Linked DNA regions of Homo sapiens: region 1 is linked to region 2. The links are chromatin loops, found by intact Hi-C in ENCODE. Cell type or tissue: OCI-LY7. All regions are shown on one strand.

Region 1 (8,000 bases), 130 kb after region 2:
CCCGCGCCCTCCTCCCACTTACTCTCCTGGGGGCGCAGGGCCGGGCCGCGGGTGGCAGGGTGGGGGTCCAGGCCCTGCAGGCACTGCGAGCCCTCGAGCGGCCCCGCAACCGGCCAGGCTCCCCTGCGCTGTGGGGGCGGACCGGGCCCCCAGCCGCGATGCAGCAGCCCCCGGGGGAGACACGAGCTCTGAGGACCCTGGGTGGGCTGGAGTCGTCGGCCGCCGCGTGACCCTTGAGAGGGCCTGTGTCGCCCGCAGCGCCGCCTCGCCCCTCCCTGTGCCGGGGTAGAGGACCCCGTCGGGCGCTCGGAAGCCAGGGGCTTTCTTGCCTGAGGCAAGGCGGCCCCCACTGGCGCGGTGGGTGCTAGTGCGAAGCTGTGTCAACTAAAGCAAAGACTCATGATGAAAACAATTGGGATAGCTTCACTCGGGAGCCTTCCTGAGGACGGCGGAGCAGGCCGGCAGCTCCTTCAAGAGGCTCTGCCGCTGCTGCGTCGGGGCTCAGCCGGGTTTGGGTTGGAGAGCGCAGAGGTGCTTGGAGTAGGTCTTTTATCTTCTGAGGAGGCGGTGGCCCGGGCAGGTGGCGGCCCCGTGCTGGTCCTGCGCTGTGTCCTCGGAGCGTCCTCAGCTGCTGCGCGCACAGCCGGGGGCCGTGGACCAGGCGTCCGCACGGACACGCGAACCGGGCTGCCTAGCCTGCTGCTGGGCCTCACGGCTGCAGAGACGGCGGGAATGGTGACCGTTGCTTCAGAGTCCTTTGCTTATGAGTAACTCACCGAATTGACAGTGATTTTTATGAATTCGTTGTGTTCACTGAGGAGTTGTGGCAAAGTGAGAAAACCTAACCCGTACTTAGTTCCCAGATGTGAGTGTTTTAAACTATGTGTAACAACTAACAAAATTGACATGATGATACACTTCACGGACATTTAATTTTGATCCTGCCATTTCCTCATTTTAGAGGCGGTAACATGTTCTGGTTTTTTTCTCGTTGCTCAAACATCTTCCAGGCTCCTGCACGGCGGGTGCTGTGTCTCCGGGCCCAGGTGACCTCGGGGTGAGAAGGAAGGGGCCTCTGAGATGAGAACATAGTTTTGCTGTTTTCAGTTTATACTCAAAGCCCTGCAGTTTCCTGACAGCACAGAGCACACCTGTCACGCGAGCAGGATGAAGCCCAGAGGCTGCCTGGTGAAGTGGGCGGCGCGCTGGAAAATCCACGTAGCTTTGTTCCCTCCACGGGGAGCGTGCAAGGCCCTCTCGAGCACTACGGGAGCCTCGCCTTCTGCACAGACTTCGGAGCCAGGTGCTGGAGCGGCAGCAACTGAGGGGCGTGGATGTCTTTGCATGGTTCCCATACGTTTTTTAAACGTTAATAATGTGATTTTCAGTAAAGTGGCAGGATCAGCATTGAAGAATGGGGAGCAACTGTGAGCCGATTTCCTGCGAGTGGTTGAGAAGCAGGCTTTGTGTGGTTGGCCGTCCTTGTGCTTAGCGGCTGCTCCTGCCGGAGCTGCCTGCCTGTCTTAGAAACAACGCCGCCTCCGACTGCTAGTTAGCGGTGGCTTCCACAGGTGAAGCCCAGGCAGGTTAGTGTTCTCACAGCTAGGAAGGACACGGGCCTGGCAGGGAGCTGCAGCACAGCCTCTGTCGACACAGAAGCACTGCCGTGCGAACCCTTGCCTCCCGGGACAGCTGTTGCGCGCCCAGCAGCTGGAGCGCTGGCTCTGCGAGGGCTCTTCAGCAATGCCAGGTGCAGCTGGGCTCCACCCTCAACTGGTCCAATAGTAGCGAAAGAAACGAGGAGTGTCGTGAATCGTTAGACAGCGTCCATATGCCTAAGTTCAAATTGGAGCCGCCCAGCCCTACCTGTGGATACAAAGCTGCCGTTCAGTGGGGAGCTGGAGCCGAGGGGCCTATGTGACACCCCTGCATGTGGATGAAAATCACCCAGAGGCCCTGCCAACATTCTGGGAGGTGGCAAGGGGGCAGGGCCTCTGGGATCTGGGGTCACGAGTTCCAGGAGGCCTGCTTCTGCTTCTGCCCAGCAGTTCACTCTTCCCTCCACTGCAGCTGAAGCTTGAGCTGCTGCGGGGCCCACCTGGCCGGAGGCAGAAGGGAGCCCTCCGTCCCAGGCAGCGTCCTGGTGGGTGTCTGTCCTGTGCCAGACACTGGCCACAGAGGCTGAGAAAGGAGAGGACCCCAGCCTGCCTCTGGAGGCCCAGGGGAGGCAGTGAAGGGCCCAAGGCTGGTGATGCAGGAGTTTCCAGAGCGCAGGGAAATACAGAGCAAGAAACGCCAGCCCTCAGCTCCACTGGGGAGCCACGCAACCTCTACCGGTGCTGAGGGGTTACAAAGCTCTGTTACCAGCCCCATTCCTCCTGGATGGGCGAGGTCGGTCCGTATCACACCCCCAACCTCTTGTGCTCTGCGACCTCAGAATACACGGAGCTGTGTCCACAGGCCTCAGCGGCTGTGAGCCCCTCGCCTACACTGGGGGGTCCTCAGCTGACACCTGAGCCAGTGTCCTGTGCCCCAGTGGTGCCAGGGCAGAGTCCCCCTCCCTGACCTGACTTGTGCACCTCGTCACCCACCGCCAGCAGTGTCCCCCCACAACAGGCTTGCTCAGTACAGCACCCAACCCAAGTCCCCAGCACCCACACCCCAGTGAGTTTCCTGTGCCCTATAGGCTCAGCTGCTTCTCGTCCTCCCCCCACTTGGGATCCTTGGAACAGGGAGTGGTTCTTATTTAGGTCCCTGAGGTACCAAGCACAGGCTTTGCTCTTAGCAGCCGCCACTCCAGTGATGAAGCCGTTAGCAGACTGGCCTCTGCAGAGCTCTGCGGGGAGGTGCCTGGCTTCTCCGGCCTCCACCCTGGCCCAGAGCTGCCTCCTGAGCAGCGGATCCCAACCTGCCTGCCCCTGGGGCTGGGTCTCCAGCAGTCAGGACTGAGTTGTTGCTAGCTGCTGACAGGTGTGGGGCGAAGGGGGCGCATTTGCCGCATGTCCCCATTGGCAGCATCTCCACGCCTTCCCTTGTGACACCTCCAACCAGAATAGAGCAGGTATGTGGGAGCCCGCACCTGCTCCCCCAGCGCCCCGGGGTCGTCTTCTGCCTGCTCCTTCTGTCCTCCACACTGAAGAGTGTGCTCCAGCTGGGGATGGGCATGTGTGACGCTGGGGAATGGATACCTGTGAAATGGTGGAGTGTGCATCAAGTCTAAATAGCCGCTCGCAGGATCTGGGGGCTTTTTGTTTTCAGAAACCTGATCTGATCTTTATAAAAAGTGCTCCCCCACTCAGTCAGCCTGGGTGTCCCTCCCGTCCAGGCCAGCAGCGCTGTCTGGCTCGGCAAGGAGGGGCTGAAACTGGAGAGCCCCTGGGAAGGCTCTTGTGGGCCAGGTGGCAGCGGGGAGGGTGGCTCTTGTTCCCCGCCCTCATCCTAGCGTTCAGCAGACTGCCCCACACCACAGGTTTCCATTTTCACCCTTGGGTTAAGAGAAAAGCAGAAATAAAAAGTTTCTAATGTTGCTTGCGAAATTCAGCACTGGCCACCAAAGGCACCTGGGGCTTCTGCGTCTCTCTTGTCCCCTGGGGCTCCTGCGTCTCTCCTGTCCCATGGGTCCGTTTCTTGCTGTTTATTGCAACCCGCCTACATCGTTGGTGTGTGCAGCTGAACTCAGGCTGTTTAGGAAGCCCACGGGCAGGGCTCTGTGGGGCCCATTCCTGGTCCCACGTCTCTGGCAAGGGCTCCTCTTGAGCTGAGGCTTCTGAGCTCCTGCAGGCGGGAGTAGGGAGGCAGGTCCCACTGTCAGCCAAGCTGCAGGGTTTTTAGGAAGAAAGTGGGGGCTGTGCACCGTGGGCTCACACCTATAATCCCAGCACTTTGAGGCTGGCCGGAAGGATCGCTGTGGCCCAGGAGTTTGAAAACTCATGCCTATAATCCCAGCACTTTGGGAGGCCGGCAAGGAGGATCACTTTAGCTCAGGAGTGTGAGAGCAGCCTTGGTCCTATCTCTATAAAAAATTTAAAAACTGGCCAGGCATGGTGGCACATGCCTATAGTCCTGGTTGCTTGGGAGGCTGAGGTGGGAGGATTGCTTGAGCCCAGGAGGTCGAGGCTGCAGTAAACTGTGATGGTGCCGCTGCAGTCCAGCCTGGGCCACAGAGCAAGACCGTGTATCAAAAGGAAAGGGCTGCTGTGGAAGGGCCTCCAGTCCCCTGGCCTGGGCTGCAGGGGCCGCTGCTCCAGCCCTGCCTTCTACATGTGCCGAGATGTGAGCAGTCACCCCTGGAGATCCTCACCCCTTCTCTGTAGAACGAGGAGTTGGGCTGCCAGGGATTGGGGTCTGGGCGCGTTGCTGGTGTGTGTGTGTGTGTGTGTGTGTGTGTGTGTGTGTGTGTGTGTGTGTGTGTGTTTCCTGGGAGGAGGCCCCCACAGTCTTCGTCATGTTCTCCAGGGCCCAGTGGGAAGGAGTTGGAAGTTGGATGGAGAGAAATGTGGAGTAGGGCAGGAACCTCCTTCCTAGGAAGGAGCCTGCGGGGGACCCTGCAAGGGGTCCCAGGTTCCCAGGAGGCCTCGGGTGTGCTGTCAGAGGGGCGCTGGGGCTGGGAGTCTGTCCATGTCTTCAGCCTGGGTCTCGTGAGTTCAGGGAGTTTGAACCTGGGTGGAGAATGAGCCCCTGTGCGTCTTCCCTAACCTCCAGCTGACACGAGCTTCCGCAGACCCCGCGGTGGCGGGTGTGGGCGCTCCCCGTGCCATCTGTTGGGGACACCTCACACATCACTTGCGCTCAGCCCGTGTCGCGGCTGCAGGAGCCACCAGACCTTGTAAATACTCGGATGCCCACATCTGCTCGTCTGTGTCTCCCTGTGGCTGTGCATCAGACCTCACGCGTTTAAAACGTCCTTCTGAGAAGGGGCCACAGGCAGGTGCCACCCATTGCCACGGCACCATGGCAGGAAGCGTCCCATGCTCTGCAGGGGTGGCAGGAAGCGTCCTGTGCTCCGCAGGGGCGGGGCGGCCGCTCTCCCTGTCCTCCAGGAGCTCACGTGTGCCTGCCTGTGAGCGCCTCGACGACAGAGCCGGCGCCTGCCCCAGTGTCTGCGCCGGGACCATGGAGTGGCCAGCTCGCCGCGGAGACGTCGCCGCGCTTTGTAGCAGCCCCTGGACTCGTATGCGTGGGTCTTCTGATGCAGTGTGTTTTATTCGGTATCAACATGGAAGGGGGAGAGCATGGGATGTTCCACTGGTGTCCTAGGGAGGAAGTAACTGGGGAGGGAGGACGGTTGGGGGGGATTCACCTTTAAAGAATTTGAGAGCTTGTTTATTTTGCAGAATAAGAGTAAATTAATCCCCTGTGTGTTTCTGATCATTAAGAAGACCACATCGATGCTGTTGGTTGTGGGACTGTCATTTCAGAGTCCGGATCCGAATGTGGTCCTGGCTACTCTGCGAGGGTTGCCGTGGGAGGAGGTGGTGGAGGGCACGTGGGCGTCCCGTGTTCCCTCACGACGGCCGTCACCTGCGATTGCGTTAAAATAAAAGGCTTAATTTAAAAAACTCTTGTTTCTCAGAAAAAGCAGTTTACTACTGTGAGTTAACGCCGTGGGATTCTAATAATTGAGGTGACAAATCTGATTAAGGTTTTCTTTAAATTGGAACAGAATCCGTACGGGTGCCCCATGAGAGGGCTGTGGGACGTGGGACCAGGCTCCTGACCTTGGAACCCCTGGGTGGGGTCTGAGGCGATGCAGGAGAAAGAGGAGCTCGTGGTCCAGGAGGCGCCCGTGGGTGGGGACATGCCTCCCCGCAGGCCTGCGTCTGTCCTCGTGGGACGGGGCCAGGCTTCTGGTCCTTCCCTCCTGAGCTGCCGTCACCACCGTGGCTCACGAACAGTGCAGCGGGGCTCCTGGTGGTCTGCGAGCAGACTCCGGTGGACTCAGGGTTGGTTGCCCTGTCCAGGGGGCCTCGAGTGCTCCAGGACATGGCCTGTCCGATGTGGCCCAGGCGCCACGCCTGTGGGCCGTCATCGCTGTCACCTGGGTGTGCCGAGGGACTTGGGCTTTCCTGCCACCCCCGCGGAGGATCGAACCTTGTGACCCAGGCCGAGGGAGCTGCCCTGGGTGCCCCTCAGGCTCCTGCTCCCCAGGACTCAGTTTATACCCCAAAACCCAGCCTCGCCCCGCGGAAGGGCGCGCATCCCAGTGTGTTTCCCTGTGCCAGGCACAGTTCTCGCTGGGCGGGTATTTTTGCCGCATGCTTTCTTTTAGTGCGCTGTTTGTGTATGGTTGTTGGTGAGCTGTGGTTTCTGTCTGGTGACAAGTAGGGAGGGGTTAGGGGGGTGGTGTCCTGCCTCCAGCCGACCTGCCGGGGTTCCCAGAGGGCACTGCGGTGGCAGCAAAGCCAGTCACACTGGGGCTGGCAGATTGTCCCTCTCCCATCCAACAGCATGGGGAAATGATTGATGACTGACAGCTGCTGAAGCCCTACTCCTGTGCGGTGGATGGACAGTGCTCCCTGGGGTCCCAGCTCCAACTACTGGCATCTTGTCAAAGCAGCAGCCCAGGTGGCCACCACTGCCGATCAGACTTAATGGATGAAGACAGGAAGGCTGGGCAGAGCCCTTCAGCTTCCGACTCTGGTTCAGTCACTGAAATCCGCAATATCATCTCTGTCAAGGTCAGGTCCTACTGCCACGATGAAAAGGCTTCTGGGGAAGAAGAAAGAAACCTGCCCCATGGGTGCCAGCCTGGAGGTCCACACTAGAGGTCCCTGCTGGGAGATCCTCAGCCTGGAGGTTCCCAACCTGGGGGTCCGTGCTGGGAGGTCCCCAGTCTGGAGGTCCCCAACCTGGAGGTTCTTAACCTGGTGATCCCCAACCAGAAGGTCCCTACTGGAATGTCTCCAGCCTGGAGGTTCCCAACCTGGAGTTCCCTGCTGCGAGGTCCCCAGCCTGGAGGTGCCTGCCTGAAGGTCCCCAGCCTGGAGGCCCTGCTGGGAGGTCCCCAACCTGGAGGTACCTGCCCGAAGGTCCCCAGCCTGGAGGTACCTGCCTGAAGGTCCCCAGCCTGGAGGCCCTGCTGGGAGGTCCCATCTGAAGGCTCCACCTGGTGGTGTCTTTCGTAACCCCAGTCCCCAGCTCTGCTGTATCAGGACGTTACAAACGGCCTGATTGCCCCCAAGAAAGTCGAGGGGTCCTGACCCCTGCACTCCTCCGTTTCACACAGCCTGGGGAGCCCAGAGGAGCAGGACATCCAAGGCCCAGGCCGTCTGCAGGGGTGGTCAGCAGACGGCAGTGATGGGCTGGTGTCTGCCCCTGAGATCAGAGGTGAACAGGAATGGGAGCCTCTGTTTCCTGCAGGTCCTCCCTGCTCGGGAGGTGGGTTCGGTAAGGGCTGGGTTTACTGTCATTCATTTCCTTACATCATCTTGGTCTTAGCTGTGTGAGACTAGCTGTCCCTGCAGTCTGGGAGGGGTTGGCCTGTTCCCCAACCCGCTACAGCCCCCTTGTGTGTGGTATCCGCCAGACATATCTCGATAGTGGGGGCTCCAGGTGGGGGCGCCGAGGGGCCCTTGGGTGGAGACGCAAGATGGGGCAGCGGCTGGCGAGAAGCGAACCTAGGGGGCTCCTCTCTGGGGCCCAGGAAGAGTTCTTGGAGAGGCTGTCCTGGCTCTGACAGGAGAGCGGGCCTCCCCTTTGGTGGGCGTGCTGGGCGGGGCCCCAGGCTGCAGGAGGACTGTGATGGGAGCAAGGGGTGCCCCCTCTCTCAGGGAGCCCCAGGAGGGCAGAGGCTGCAGCGCGTGTTCACAGGACGGGAGCATGAGGGAATGCACTCCGCGGCGTGGGAAGAAACAGTCGTGGGGACCAGGGCATCGCACGCGGGGCCTGCCGCATCCATGCACTGCTGGGCCTGGTGCCCGTGTTCCCGCAGAGCAGCAGACACCACCACTCCGCCGGCCCTTGGATCTCTCCTCAGTGGGAAGAGAGGCTGGGGACGGGCC
Region 2 (8,000 bases):
CCAGATACCAGACGTGGTGGTTGGTGATCACATTGACAGAGACTGTGACTCTCACCCTGGGAAGAAGAAAGAGAAGGTAAGGACAGAGCCCGCCTCAGTTCCTTCATCTGGGAAGCCTGGTTTTTCCTTGGGAAGAGTCAGTTTGCTACCTGAAAATTACTCCCAATAGTTTATGTACAAAGTAGAAAAGAAGAGTCCTAACGCTGCGTTATCCCTGTCCTAAACTGCGAGGGGCCTGAGTTTTCAGTTTTATAAATGTTCTTTAATATGAGGGATCCCAGGTCAGGTTCGTCTTTCTTGACTGGAATTTACTAGTTTCCCTCCTGAGATGGAGAATTCACATGGCTTTCTAGATCCATTCTGTTCATGTGCGTTTCATTTGTTTGTTTGTTTGTTTGTTTGTTTTGAGACAGTCTTGCTCTGTCACCCAGGCTGGAGTGCCATGGTGAATGGTGCCGTCTCGGCTCATTGCAACCTCTGCCTCCCGGGTTAAAGCGATTCTCCTGTCTCAGCCTCCCGAGTAGCTGGGACTACAGGCGCATGCCACCACATCCAGCTAACTTTTGTATTTTTAGTAGAGACAGGGTTTCACTATGTTGGCCGGGCTGGTCTTGAACTCCTCACCTTATGATCTGCCCGCCTCAGCCTCCCAAAGTGCTGAGATTATAGGTGTGAGCCACCACGCCCAGCTCAAGGAGCTTCTCTAGTGAACTGGCTGCTGTCAGGCTTAATCCGTTCCTAGTCATGGGTCCTGGTTGGTGGTTACCAACTATCTTAGTATATGATGTTCAATACTTTACAGTTATATTACCATAAACCAAATAACTTTTGGTCTCAAACATAGAGAATAAAATCAGTGTTCCTTAGTCTGCCACACAAAATTCTCTGTGCGGAAGCTTGCTCTGGTCCCCACTTTCTGGCCCTGTCTAGCTCTCCCTGCTGTGGCTGTGCCCTGGGACCCTCAGCCTCTGGAGGTCTCTTAAGCCTCTGAGACATCACAGCTCTCTGGCACACCCGCTTCTTCCACATGACACAGCTTCCCTTGCTGGGGGCTCACCCAGCACTGCCCCAAGGCCCCCACACAGGAATGCCCTCCCGGCTGCTCCTGGCCCGCTGTGCTCCTGTCCTTTTGGTGGGCACGCCCTGTGTTCTGCCTGCATCCCTGCACGGGTCCCTCCTGCATGGTCGCTCAGCATGGCCATGCCTGCCTGCCTTGGCCGGAGGGCCACCCCCGGCTGCTGGAACCCTCCCCACTCTCCTCACTGCCTTCCCCTCTTGGAGTTCTGACTCCTAGGACTTTATATCGCTGCCTACATCCTGGCACCAAAAAAAAAAAAAAAAAAAATGACCGGTGGGTACTGGGACATGATAGATATTCCCTTGATGGGGACAACCTCCACTGTCCCAGGGCTCCTGGAGCCAGTGCCTCTGTGGGGCTTGCCTGTCATCTGTGCTTGGCCTCCTTCCCTCCCGCTCCCTGCTTCCTGGCTGCCTCTCTCTGTTGTCCTCCCAGCAGCACCTCCGGGCCATCTTCACGGGAATCCCCAGCTTCAATGCTGACCGGCTTTTTTTTTTCTTTCTTTTTAAAGGGACGAACTCTTGCTCTGTCGCCCAGGCTGGAGTGCAGTGGCACAATCTCAGCTCACTGCCGCCTCTGCCTCCTCTAGCAATTCTCCTGCCTCAGCCTCCCAAGTAGCTGGGATTACAGGCACCACGCCACCATGCCTGGCTAATCTTTTATATTTTAGTGGAGATGGGGTTTCACCATGTTGCCCAAGCTTGTCTCGAACTCCTGAGCTCAGGCAATCCACCCATCTTGGCTTCCCAAAGTGCTGGGATGACAGGCGTGAGCCACTGGGTCCAGCCCCATGTTCTTCTTACCTGCACTGAGATGGTCAAATGAAACTTTGCATCTGTACTCTGTGCAGACAGGAACTGTGTCCAGTTTAAATGGGAATGTTCTTACCGGAGGCTGTTAAAGAATTTAAGGCCAGCACAGTGGCTCACACAGGTAATCTTAGCACTTTGGGAGGCCAAGGCGGGAGGATCACCTGAGGCTGAGTTTGAGACCAGCCTGGGCAGCATGGCAAGACCCCATCTCTGTGAAAATAGACAAAATTAGCTGGACGTGGCGGTGTGTGCCTGTAGTACCAGGTACTAGGCTGAAGCAGGAGAATCACTTGAGTCCAGGAGGCAGAGGTTGCAGTGAGCCAAGATCAAGCCACTGCACTCCAGCCTGGGCAACAGAGCGAGACCCTGTCTCCAAAAAAAGAATTGCTTGTTGAAGTCACTTTGCTCTCTTAGATTTTTACATACCGTTGCTCAAAAGAGGGCTGCAAGAAGAAAGAGATGCTGCAGATGGTATGTGCCCAATGTCACGGCAACTTCTGTATCCAGCACAGACACCCTTTGGACCACAGCTGCAGACACGGGAGTCGCCCCACCATCAAAGCTGGGTGAGAAGAGACTCCGCTGCGATGGCTCGGAGCACGCAGTAGCATGCGTGGAAGCAGCTTACACTCTAGTGGGAAGTGGAGCCCCATTGAGCACCATCCCACACTGGCTGCTGATCTTGTTTGTTGAGGGAGATGGGACTATAATAAAATTGAATGCTGAAGTTGATTCTAGTTGTTCTCATTGCCCACTGCTGCCGTCACCAAGTACTAAAAACTGGGTGGCTCAAACCATAGAAATCGGTTCTTTCACAGTTCTGGGGGCTGGAGGTCCAGGCGCAGGATGTCGGCAGGGCCAGCCCCTTCTGAGGGCTGCGGGGAGCATCGGCTGCGTCTCCCCAGCATCTCGGGGCTCGTCAATGCACAACCCCCGTCTCCACCTTCATCTTCACATGGCATTCTGTGTGTGTCCCGACTTCCCCTTTTTGTAAGGATGCTGGTCATGTGATCCCACAGTCGTGACCTCTGAAAAGACCCTGTGTCCACAGAAGGTCACACTCTGAGGTCCCGAGTCTAGGGCTCCAGCATGTCTTGTGGGGACATGATTCAACTCGTAATGCTAATGTTTGTCAAATCGAGAAGCATCTGTATTTGCCTCAACTGTTGCACCTGGTGGTGTCTGGCGTCCATCCCTGGGCCAGGCCAGTGGTAGTTGCTTACCTGCAGGAAGCTGTGTGGGTTCTTGCGGTCAGCACATGGAGGCTGAGCTGATCCATCCACCCTCTCTGTAGGTGCTCACCCATGACAGTCTCTGAATCCAGGCCGTTGGGAGATTTCCTCACCCTGGCTCCTGGCGGGCTGGCCCAGCGACTCGGGTACTGGTTCACCCGGCTCATGTGAACGCAATTTCGTCTGTGTGGGGTGCTGCAGCTCTTGGTTGGTGAACACGGAAAGGTTGCTGTGTGTAACTGCACAGTGTGACGCGATGCTCCAGTGGTGCGACTTCGTCAGGATGGATGAAGGACACAGGACTGGGACCCCAAGTTACAGAAGCAGCTCGCTCCAGCACAACCTTTCGGCAGCAGCAGCATCATACAGCTGGTTTCTGAAACACCTTTTCTGCCCTCCAAGATCCTCTGACATGATCAACATTCCTGCATCATCAAGACAAACCTGAAAAGAGCTGTTCTTTGTTCTTTTTGGTGGAAAGTGATGAGGTCCTTCCCGTTTGCACTGCCGTGTGGGTTATTTCCACTCTAGGTAACTTCCGCCTTCAGGTACTCCCCATACTTCTAATGGCCCAGCAGCACCTCCGGGCCATCTTCACGGGAATCCCCAGCTTCAATGCTGGCTGGCTTTGCTTTTTTTTTTTTAAAAGGGATGAAGTCTTGCTCTATTGCCCAGGCTGGAGTGCAGTGGCACAATCTCAGCTCACTGCCACCTCTGCCTTCCAGGTTCTAGCAATTCTCCTGCCTCAGCCTCCCGAGTAGCTGGGATTACAGGCACCAAACTGCCATGCCCGGCTAATCTTTTATATTTTAGTGAAGATGGTTAGCCTGAAACCTTGAAACTTCCCCACTGAAATACACAAACTAGGCCGGGCGTAGTGGCTCACACCTGTAATCTCAGCACTTTGGGAGGGCAAGGTGGGTGGATCACCTAAGGTCAGGAGTTCAAAACCAGCAAACACCAGACAGCTCACTTGCGCTCTTCACCATGTCACCTCTGTAACGATGTGACTATCTGGCCAAGAAGGGGGAAGGACATCCACCTGCCTGGCCGAGGGTTCTTGTCCAGCGGCGGCCACAGGTGCTACTCGCATTGTTTGAGGGCACAGCTGCGTGCCCGTTCCTGACCTCCAAGGGGCTGGGACACTGTGTGAGAGAAGGTGTGTCTTCCTGGACCACTTGTCCCTGCCACGGTCAACTTCTTAAAACAGGCACAGTTCAGCCAGGCGCAGTGGCTCACGCTTGTAATCTCAGCACTTTGGGAGGCGGAGGCAGGCGGATCACCTGAGGTCAGGAGTTTGAGACCAGCCTGGTCAACATGGTGAAACCCCATGTCTACTAAAACAAAAATTAGCCAGGTGTGGTGGTGGTACACGCTTGTAATCCTAGCTACTCAGGAGGCTGAGGCAGGAGAATCACTTGAACCTGGGAGGCGGAGGTTGCAGTGAGCCCAGATTGTGCCACTGCACTCCAGCCTGGGCAACAGAGCAAGACTGAATCTCAAAAAAAAAAAAAAAAAAGGCACAGTTGTCAGCAGCCAGCAAGCCCGAGAGCTGCTTTGCACCTGGATCTATTTCAGCACCAACAAGAAAGTTGCAAAATGCCACCTGTTGAAGATGGCTCTGTCCAGTGATGAAGCAGTGGAAACTTCCAGAAGTGACTTAAAACTACAATGGCAGGAACTAGGGCTTCCACAAGTGCCAGAGATTACAGGAGACTGGGTTTTATAGGTTTGAAGAGCAGAAAGCCAAAACGGGAGGGAAGGGGGGTAGTGAGGTGCACAGTCCTTTGTGGCTCAGATGACAGATGCGGCCTTCGTGGCCTGACACTTTCCACCACCGTCTGATTTTGTGAAGTGATGAACACGGGTAACGTAAATACTGGTGTTAGATTTATACTGACAGCCGCTCTGCTCATCAAGAGTGCAGTGATTTCCTGGGAACTTAGGGGGTGTCAGGGAATAAGGTGAAACAAAATTCCCCCAAGTTCTGTCCTGTTCTGAACTGCCCTGGCCATCCAGCTGTGCCCACCAGATGTCCCGCTGAGACAGTTCACAAAAACACAAGCCACTGCCTTTTTTTTTTCTGCTTTCACCATCTAAAAATGTAACGGGAAGGGTTTGTATTCTGTTGGCGTTCTGCAAAAAGGTGGTCAGACCTGCAGTCAGGGGAACGATGTTTCTGTCGATGACGGACCGTGTATATGTTGGTGATCGCAGAACATACTGTATTTTCACTATATCTTTTTTTTTTAATCTGACAAACTTTTTTGCTTTTATTTTAATTGACATAATTGTACATATTGATGGGGTACATTGTGGTATTTGGAGGAGTTTGAGACCAGCCTGGCCAACATGATGAAACCCTGTCCCTACTAAAAATACAAAAATTAGCCGGGCGTGGTGGTGCATGCCTGTAATCCCAGCTACTTGGGAGGCTGAGGCAAGAGGATCGCTTGAACCCGGGAGGCAGAGGTTGCAGTGAGCAGAGATCGTGCCATTGCACTCCAGCCTGGGTGATAGAGCAAGACTCCATCTCAAAAAAAAAAAAAAAAACTTAAGAACAAGCTAGTCACCCTGCAGTCCCACAGAACACTGGGATGGAATCCTCCCAGCAAGCTGGACCGCACCACGCCTAGGTTTGGAAGCACAAACACGCAGCGCCGTGCCGCAGTGGCCTACAGCATTCAGCGCAGTAGCACTCTGCACGCATTTGTAGCCTGGGAGCCACAGGCTATGCCCTACAGCCTGGGTGTGGAGGAGGCCGCACCATCGAGCTCTGTGTAAGTCCCTGTAGGATGCTTGCACGACAATGCAATCACCTGGCCGTGCACATCCCTGACGGTGGGTGACATGTGACCGTTGCTATGCTTATTTCATGGTGTCTGTCCTAGGCCGGCGGTTCCCAAGCCCTAGCCTGTGTCAAAACACAGGGCTCCTTACGGGAGGGTGCTGGACCCCACCCCGAGGCCCTGGTTCTGTGGTCTGAGGTGGACTCAGGTTTACACCTGGAGCTGCCCGGGTGACACGTCTGGTCTGGGACTGCACTTGGACAAGCCACTTCCCTGCGTCTGCAGCACCTCTGGCCTCGTGTGCTGTGGAGCAAGGAAAACGCAGCCAGCACAGTGTTCGGTGTGGTTAAGTTTAAAAACCACTAACTTGGTTCAGTCAGTGGAAAACAGGTACGTTAGGAACCTGGGTGTGTGAACTGTGAATCTGCAGATCAGGTGTTCTAATGAAAAAATGTTTTTAATTTTTAAAGTCTTGAGAAACAAAGTTCTGATAATTTAATGTCCAAACTGAGATGTATCCAGCCGGGCCCAGTGGCTTATGCCCGTAATCGCAGTACCTTGGGAGGCTGATGTGGGCGGATTGCTTGAGCCCAGATGTTTGAGATAGGACTGGGCAATGTAGTAAGACGTTGTCTCTCAAAAAAAATAAATAGCCAGACAGATGGTGCATGCATGTGGTCCCAGTTACTCAGGAGACGTCAAGGCTGCAGTGAGCTGTGATCACACCACTGCACTCCAGCCTGGGTCACAGAGAGCAAGACTGTCTCATTAAAAAAAAAAAAAAAAAAAAAAAACAAAACAAGGCCAGGCGCAATGGTTCACGCCTGTAATCCCAGCACTTTGGGAGGCTGAGGCGGGTGGATCACAAGGTCAGGGTTCGAGACCAGCGTGGCCAACATGGTGAACCCTGTCTGTACTAAAAATACAAAAATTAGCCAGGCATGGTGGCAGGTGCCTGTAATCCCAGCTACTCAGGAATCAGGAGAATCACTTGAACCCAGGAGGGAGAGGTTGCAGTGAGCCCAGATTGTGCTGTTGCACTCCAGCCTGGCCCACGGAGTGAGACTCTGTCTCAAAAAAAAAAAAGTATCCAAAACACACTGGGCTTTGAACATAATACCAAATTATCTATCTATCTATATCTCACTGTTAAAGGTATTGTTTACATGTTGCCTTTATTGTAGAGTGGGGTCCAGGCACCCACTGGGAGGCTTGGAACAGATCCCCAGAGGATAAACGGGGACTGCTGTATAATTTTTGTAGCACAGAGTTAGAAGTGTGTGTATATTTCTAGAAATGCAAATAAAACCAAGGCCTGAAGAGTAAAAAAATATTTACATGTTGAAATAATATTTTGAATATGCTAGGTTAATAAAACATTAAAATGAATTTCACTTGGGTTTTACTGTGACTGCTCAAAATTTTGAAACTGGGTGGTCAGCTCGGTGCTGTCCCTGTTAGATGGCGTTGTCTAGCTCTCCCACCAAAGGCCAAACAGCCCTGGCACATTTTCTCAGCGGGGAGAGGCGGCGCCTGGTTCATGCATTGCGTTTTCTGTCTTCGATTTGACGGAGTATTGAAGTATAAAACTTAAGAGTGCTCTCCCTCTCCCTCTCCCTCTCCCTCTCCCTCCCCCTCCCTCTCCCTCTCCCTCTCCCTCTCCCTCCACGGTCTCCCTCTGATGCCGAGCCAAGGCTGGACGGTACTGCTGCCATCTCGGCTCACTGCAACCTCCCTGCCTGATTCTCCTGCCTCAGCCTGCCGAGTGCCTGCGATTGCAGGCGCGCACCGCCACGCCTGACTGGTTTTCGTTTTTTTTTGGTGGAGACGGGGTTTCGCTGTGTTGGCCGGGCTGGTCTCCAGCTCCTAGCCGCGAGTGATCCGCCAGCCTCGGCCTCCCGAGGTGCCGGGATTGCAGATGGAGTCTCGTTCACTCAGTGCTCAATGGTGCCCAGGCTGGAGTGCAGTGGCGTGATCTCGGCTCGCTGCAACCACCTCCCAGCCGCCTGCCTTGGCCTCCCGGAGAGCCGAGATTGCAGCCTCTGCCCGGCCGCCACCCCGTCTGGGAAGTGAGGAGCGTCTCTGCTTG

Evidence for each region. Peaks named below come from ENCODE experiments on the same cell type or tissue, not always from the same donor. Only the 100,000 strongest peaks of a DNase experiment are listed, where the experiment ranks them.
Region 1: a loop joins it to region 2, with 2.1 times the contacts of the local background. A loop is called at or near these places in 3 of 110 quality-filtered maps.

Annotation. Positions count from the first base shown.
Region 1 is chr7:1,020,038-1,028,037 of GRCh38, reverse strand. The region is part of intron 2 of CHLSN (cholesin); the gene reads left to right. MIR339 (microRNA 339) reads left to right here and starts at 5,012; the gene lies at 5,012-5,105. RefSeq lists silencers at 1-41, 72-281 and enhancers at 1-493, 4,344-4,901. In OCI-LY7, CTCF peaks have their summits at 1,555, 3,051, 6,939, 7,139 (motif pointing left) and 1 weaker place; DNase peaks (open chromatin) are centred at 1,087, 1,717, 3,557, 7,097 and 5 weaker places; H3K4me3 peaks cover 4,689 bases; H3K27ac peaks cover 5,165 bases.
Region 2 is chr7:1,147,529-1,155,528 of GRCh38, reverse strand. It overlaps ZFAND2A (zinc finger AN1-type containing 2A), which reads left to right. Exons shown (of 5, transcript NM_182491.4): 4 at 1-76; 5 at 2,305-2,622. The coding sequence ends at 2,460. Among named protein-coding and RNA genes, the nearest start is that of ZFAND2A, 8.7 kb to the left of the region's middle. In OCI-LY7, no CTCF peak of the experiment used is centred here; DNase peaks (open chromatin) are centred at 3,668, 4,148, 4,708, 6,208 and 1 weaker place; H3K4me3 peaks cover 523 bases; H3K27ac peaks cover 4,303 bases.